Linked DNA regions of Homo sapiens: region 2 is linked to region 1. A link is a contact called in ENCODE Hi-C or POLR2A ChIA-PET data. All regions are on one chromosome and are shown on one strand. Each heading gives the region's core, a stretch centred on a gene start or an enhancer-like site at or near the end of the contact. The rest is flanking DNA. Distances are from core to core; before and after follow the strand shown. Region 1 holds the start of FBXO41 (F-box protein 41). Region 2 holds the start of ALMS1-IT1 (ALMS1 intronic transcript 1).

Region 1 (3,507 bases), core at 423-2,922:
ACAGAGTGAGGAGAAACATCACAACAAAGGTGAAACCAAGACAATATATGGACATTTTTGGCCATCTGCAAGAGCAGATGGATTTGGGGAATCTGCATTTTGACATGTGAAGGTCCAGTGGACTGTATTATAGCAGAGAAGGCAGGAGGGCACTGTGGTTGAGCATAGACTTTGGAGTTTGATGACTTGAGTTCAAGTCTTGACTATGCCATGTGTTGAGCTCTGAATTTTAGCGTCTTCATCTGCAAAGTAGGGATAATAATAATATTAGGAAGAGCAAATGATATGCATAAAAATTATTAGCATGATGCTTGGTGCCTGGTTAATAGGAGCTGTTATCGTTTGGGTATTAGGAAAAGTGATTTCTCATTTGTCCAATCTCAGAAGACCTCCGCGAGGAGGAAAGAAATTCAGGAGCTACAGAGAGGAAGAGAAGATCGAGAGAGGGGGAATTCAACCTGATTGGCCACTGTACAGCCTCTGTCCTTATTAAGTTTGCCATTCCCCCAAAGCCACTGACAAGTTTACAAATTATCCTTCCTGATACTGAATGTCCCAATGCCTCTGCCTTCACAGGAATGGGATGGGGGTCAAAGAGAATTCCCATGAGCCCGAGTTACTGGAATCCTGGGACTAAGTTGGGTTTCTGCTCTCCTGCAACCAGATTGCCCCTCAAGGCACATGTGCACAGCCCTACCCAAGCACCACCCTCAGGCTGAAATAACACTTCCCCCTCAAGGCACATGTGCACAGCCCTACCCAAGCACCACCCTCAGGCTGAAATAACACTTCCCCCTTTTCTCATCCAAGCCTCAGCTCTGCTCTGGCCTTGGTTGCCTCCAAACCCTGTGTGGTTTCTCAGCCCCACTGCAGCCCTGTGGACTTCCTCCAAGCGTACGACAGCCAGATTGTTTCTGCCTCACCAGCTTGGTAGGCCTTAGGCCAAAGGTGGGGCCGTCTAGGTGCTCCAGTCCCAAGAAGCCTGGCTGCTATCTTAGCCAAATGGTGGGAGTGGGTAGGAGGGAACCAGGGACCTGGAGGCCTTTTCCTCCTCCTCTAGGTCCGGGATGGGATTTGTGATGGGTACACGTGTTCCTAGGCGGCTCTTTAAGAGCAGAATTGGGTCTCCGGATGGGGTCCAGCAGCAGTTCCGCGGGTTCCCTAGGAATGCCCAGAGGGGATCATCCCAGGCGGTCTCCGCGGAGACCAAGCATCTGACCCGAGGTCGCCGAGTGCACGACCCAGGCGCGCTGCCCATGAGGCCGCTTAGGGACCGTGGCGCATGTCTCAGGAGTAGCGCCTGCGCCCGCCCCCTTCCGGATTCACAGAACCACCCACCCCCGGATTTGCCCCCGCGTGGAAGCAGGCCCAAGCCAGAGTGCTAGGGTTAGGGCGGAGAGGCCCTGATTCAAGGTGGGCAACAGAAGCCACAGCTGGAGGTGCCCAGGGCGGGGAATGCACTGGGCGGTGCCGGGAGCCGGGAAGACTGGGACCCGGGAGGAGCGCGGCGCGAGCCATCCCTACACCCCTAGGGCGGCGCCGAAGACCCCTCCCCCATCGAAACCACCTTGAGCGGAAAACGTGGGGTCCCGGCGCAGCCGCTGCTGGGCGCATCTGCCGCTCCCCAGCTCACTGGAGAGCCCGCCCCGGAGGAGGGGCCGGCTCCGCCCCACCTCGGTGCTGCCTCCCTCCCCCTTCCCTTGCTTTCCTCGGCCCGCGCGCCCCCTCCTCCCCCTCCTCCTCCTCCTCCTCCTCCATCCTTCCTCCCGCCGGGTTCGTGCGCCCCTCCCGCTGCGACTGGCTGGGAGGTTCGGCCGCCCCCGCCCCGAGAGGGAGGCGGGGGCGCTAGCCGCGGCGGCCACCCAAGGCTGCGGAGGGGAACGAGATCCGAGGCCCCAAGGCGGCCCTGCGTCTGGACCGGGCACGCGGGGGCTCTTCTGCGTCCCCAGCCCTGGGCCGCTGGGCCTGGCCTCGCCGCGGGGTGGAGGAGGTAAGGGCGAGTCGCGGGCACGCTGCGGGACTGCTCCCGGAGAGGGAAGGAGGGAGGACCCCAGCCACTGTCCCTTCTTCCCCTTCCGGCTCCTTCACAGCCCTCCGGAGGCCCGCGAGGCCGCCCAACGGGGAGGGATTCTGGGCAGGCCAGACCAGAGGCAGGGAAGGGGTTAATTTAAGAAATTAAAATCAGAACGTTTCGAGACCAGGCTTCCCCTCCCCCCTCTCGCCTGTCGCTCCCTGAGCCAGGTTTTGGGGCGGGGGCGGGCTCCAGAACCCCACTGGGACTCTGGACCTTGGAGAACAGGGGCCAGAGGGAGGGGGGAGGGGAAGCGCCCTGAAACCCCAACCCTCCCTACCGGTTTCTGAGGGGCTGGGGGAGGGGCCTGGTGTTGAGGCCTGGCTGGGCACCTGTGCGGGTGTCTGTGCGTGCCGGTGTGCACGTGTGATAGTCTGGAGGTGTGCATGTGTGTGCACGCATGTGTCTGTCTCTTCACATCCAGTGCCTGTACTGGTGACAGTGCTCACAGTGTCTCTGAATGTGTGCGCCCCTCCGCATTGCCTTGCATGTGAGTGTGTGTGACACGGGGCCTGTGTGCACTGCCCACAGTCGGCCAGCGAGTACTGTGTGGGCCTGCTCTCTCCTTAGGTCTCTCTGCAGCGAGGGGCCCAGATGGTTTTCTGGGTATGGGATCCAGGTTCTGGAGCCTGTGTGTGACCTTGGGAGGTGTATGCCTGTTTGCAGGAGCAGGAGAGTAAGGCAGGGCTTAGAACAGAAAAAGCAGTGCCAGGGCTGCTAGAAGGCAGAGGACTGGATGCATTGACCCCTGAGGGTCTTCGCCAGGCTGGAGTGACTACTCTGGGAGGTATACATGTTGGGGCCACAGCCACAGGTGTGGAGAGCCAGAGCCCCAGCCTTCTTGGGGGACTCAGAGGGATTTATAGAGGCAGTGGACATTCCTTTACTCCCCACCCACAGGGGCCTAATAGGGGTATAATGGGGACAACTCCGGCTGCCTCCCCCATCCTTAGGATACCTCCACCTGCTGGCAGATGCCTCCTAAAAGTACCGAGCTTAGAGCTTCATTTCTTTGGCTTGTAAATCCATCTGTTAACATCCAAACCTTCCTTCCCCATTTCTGTAATTTCCACCTTCTCAGCCCCTTTTCTGCATGTGGATTTTATATGGAAAGAGAGGGAAAGAACTGTTGGGCCCTGAAGGCCAAGTGGGATGAAGAGAGAAGATGCCATGAATGTGATGGGGAGGTGGGGACCGGGAGGCAGGGCCACCAGAAAACAAACTCTATTACCTTCTCAATTTTGCCTGATCTGAATTTAACAGAGAAAGAGACAGACACAGAGAGGGAGTTTGGTGATATCCACACAGTTGTTTCTAGATTTAGGAATGCCTAAATGGCTTCATTTTTGTTTTTGTTTTGGAATATTTGTTTGTTTTAGACAGGCTCTTGCTCTGTCACGAAGGCTGGAGTGCGGTGGAGTGATCATGGCTCACTG
Region 2 (3,507 bases), core at 685-3,184, 170 kb before region 1:
TTATAACAGGTTTTTCATCAACATTAATATCTACAGGGACATTCAAAAGCTGTATGTGACAAGGGACAACTCTTCATTGTGTGGAACTGTCTTGTACATTATAGAAATAGTAACATACCTGACACCTATCTACTGCATTCCAGAAACAATCCCCAATTACAGTGATGACCCAAGAAAAATCACATAATTTTCCAAAATATCTCTTTGGGAGGCATTTACTACCCGTCAAGAACCACTGCCTTCCACAATCTAGTCTTCTCCCTTTCACTCTCACTCTCCAAACACACTGGCCTCCTCCCTTTCCTTTAACACTCCCTTTCCTTTCACACACTTTACCTCAGCAACTGTGTGCATGCTATTTCTGTCTGGAATGCTCTTGTCACTGTTAACTGCCTTACTTTCTCACCTTACTCAGATATTTAATTCAATACCTCTTTCTCAGGTTCTGTGTTGACCATTCTGCTTTGTCTCCCTGGCTCTTATCCCACCATCTGACATTTATTTTACTTGTTTGGTTGTTATTCATATACTCTTCCTTAATGTAAGCTCATGATGAAGAAATGTTTGTCTATTTTGTTCAGTGGTGTGTCCTCAGGCTATAGATGAGGATGGCGCATATCAGGCATTCAATATGTATTTTTGGAATGAATGAATAAATGTCCAACAGTAGGGTAGTGAATAAATTGTTATGTTCATACAATGGGATATTACATACCTGTGAAATTATGCTTTTAGAGAAGTTTTAAAGGGAAATCCTAATATATTTAAGTTAAAAAAATAAAAGGTCCAAAACCGTACACAGTGTGGCCAATATGGGTTCCCTAAGGACAAGGCATATCTAGACAAACACTATTTCGCAACTACTCAGTTAATAGACTGAAAAAAGTCAATCATAAGATGGTGAAACACAAGATGGTTGAATGACAGTATAGTGAAGTACTCAAAATAGGTGTGAGAGTAATCTTATTCAAAAGTTTTAGACCTTTTTTTTTTTTTTTTTTTTGAGACAAAGTCTCCCTCTGTCGCCTAGGCTGGAGTGCACTGGCACAATCTTCGGCTCACTACAATCTCCACCTCCCAGGTTCAAGCAATTCTCCTGCCTCAGCTTCCCGAGTAGCTAGGATTACAGGCATGCACCATGACACCCAGGTAATTTTTGTATTTTTAGTAGAGACGGGGTTTCACCACGTCGGCCAGGCTGGTCTCGAACTCCTGACCTCAAGTGATCCACCCACCTTGGCTTCCCAAAGTGCTAGGATTACAGGCATGAGCCACCGCGCCCAGCCAAAAGTTTTAGACTTTTTATCCATAGCCCTTAGTAAACATTTTTATTGCTAATTTGGATAAAAATACTTATCAAATATATAAATGGCACAAAGCTGAAAGGGATATTTTAATAAAATAAATGATCAAATTTGATTAAAAATCATTCCAATAGGCTTGAACACTGATATAAAAGCAATAAAAAGAAATACAGGAGAGTTAAAAAGTATTACATAGGGCGAGGCGTAATGGCCTGTAATCCCAGCATTTTGGGAGGCCGAGGCAGGCGGATCACTTGAGGTCAGGAGTTCAAGACCAGCCTGGCCAACATAGTGAAACCCCATCTCTACTAAAAATACAAAGATCAGCTGGATGTGGTGTCATGCGCCACTCACACAGCTGTAATCCCAGCTACCCGGGAGGCTGAGGCAGGAGAATCACTTGAACCTGGGATGTAGAAGTTGCAGTGAGCCAAGATCATGCCACTGCAGTCCAGCCTGGGCAATAAAGTGAGACTCTGTCTCAAAAATAAGAAGATTTTTAAAAAAGTATTATATAGATACAAGAAATGAGAATAGGAATCTTGGCAGCAGTTCATGGTTTTTGTTTGGTTTGTTTTGCTTTGCTTTTTTCCTACAGCTTTAAGTTTTGAAAGCAGTACATGGTTTTTTTTAATGCCCAATTATGCTGTGACCATTAAAGATCTCACAGTACATTGACAGAAAGAGAATTACTGAATATACTTCATGCTGGTCAGATCAGAAGTGAAATTGTGTTTCATCTAATTCAGGACACCTTATTTTAAGAAAAACACAGACAAACCAGAGTCTACCCAAAGGAAGGCAACTTGCTTGCTGAGGGATCTGGAAATATGAACGCAAGAAAATAATTTTTAAAAATAGGGAAACACAGATCACTGAGAAAACTATGTAATTTTAAACAAATGATGCTAGGATAGTGCTCACTTTGGCAGCATATATACAAATGGTGCTAAGACAACCAATTGCCCATTTTATTATTCTTATTATTTTGTCAATTTTGTTTTTCACAAGCATATACGTAAAACCTAAAATCCAATCTAATTTGTACTTTTCAAACTTTTCCAAAATTGAGATAATCCAAATAAACTATATCACTGGAGAATAGTTTTCTAAGAAACTTTGTATGAATCAGGCCATGAAATCCTTGCATGATAGCTATATCAATTCTTTCAGGATTAATAATAGTAATAATAGCTGCCAGTTACTGAGTACTAACTAGACATCACACGTTCTACTAAGCATTTTATAGGCATTATCTCACATAATCCACACCAAAACCCTCTACGATAGGCATTATTATACCCTATTACTATGCAAAATAGCAGACAAAATGCCTTATCCACAGGAGAAAGAATAAATTATCATGTAATCACACACTGGAATACTGTACAGTAATAAGGAACAAATGAAAACTCTGCACATCTACATAGAAGCAGCTCAAAACCCTAACACTGTGTGAAACACCTAGTTCTCAAAAGAATATGTATCATATTGATTCCATCTTAGAGTTCAAAACCATACTGAAGAGAAGGAAAATCATTATATATCAAAATAAGAAATAAAAAAGATATGACTGGGAAAGGAGAAACAAAGAACTTCAACAGTATTTGGTAATGTTCTATTTCTCAAGCTCGATAGTAAATATATGGGAATTATTTTTACTTGCTGCTATTCTTTACATAAATGATTCATATATGCTCTTTTCTACATATGAAATAGTTAATAGAAGGAAAATATGTACTATTAAAATGAAAGCCATTTATACATAAGCTATTATAGCTGTGTACTCAAGTATTTAAAATAAACATTTGAAAATAGCTGGATTTCAAGATACCACTTTCAAGAGAAAATAAGGGTGACATTTAGTCTTCTCTGTTCTTAAAAAAAAAATTGATAAAACAAGCAAATCAGTTCTTATTTTTCTAAGAAGATAAATTTTTCAAAATATGAATTTGGAATCAATAAAAACAACATATCTAGACTGTAAGAATCTAATACTTATATCTTAACTTTTGAAAAATTAAGATGCCTGCCTAGGCACAGTGGCTCATGCCTGTAATCCCAGCATTTTGGGAGGCCAAGGCAAGAGGATCGCTTGAATCCAAGCGTTCAAGACCAGCCTGGGCAACGTAGAGACCCTGTCTCTGCCAAAAATTTAAAAATTAGCCGAGCAGGGCGGTACACACATGTGGTCCCAGCTACC

The links. A loop is a pair of places that touch in the nucleus more often than their neighbours do. ChIA-PET counts read pairs that join two places held with the same protein, here RNA polymerase II (POLR2A). Pooled maps may share reads with other maps.
Region 2: a loop to region 1 is called in a map with no recorded cell type, with 2.3 times the contacts of the local background. The contact joins the promoter of ALMS1-IT1 here to the promoter of FBXO41 in region 1. A Hi-C loop is called at or near these places in 6 of 37 single-sample maps with no recorded cell type and 5 of 50 pooled maps. POLR2A ChIA-PET finds 5 or more read pairs at or near these places in 2 of 52 experiments (T-cell and activated CD4-positive, alpha-beta T cell).

Annotation. Positions count from the first base shown.
Region 1 is chr2:73,282,643-73,286,149 of GRCh38, reverse strand. It overlaps FBXO41 (F-box protein 41), which reads left to right and starts at 1,672. Exons shown (of 13, transcript NM_001371389.2): 1 at 1,672-1,990. LOC124907840 (a long non-coding RNA gene) reads right to left here and starts at 1,616. Exons shown (of 2, transcript XR_007087013.1): 1 at 1,568-1,616; 2 at 31-242. RefSeq lists silencers at 646-695, 706-885, 1,616-2,025, 2,046-2,135.
Region 2 is chr2:73,455,530-73,459,036 of GRCh38, reverse strand. ALMS1-IT1 (ALMS1 intronic transcript 1) reads right to left here and starts at 1,934. Exons shown (of 2, transcript NR_046762.1): 1 at 1,711-1,934; 2 at 1-1,096. The region is part of intron 9 of ALMS1 (ALMS1 centrosome and basal body associated protein); the gene reads right to left.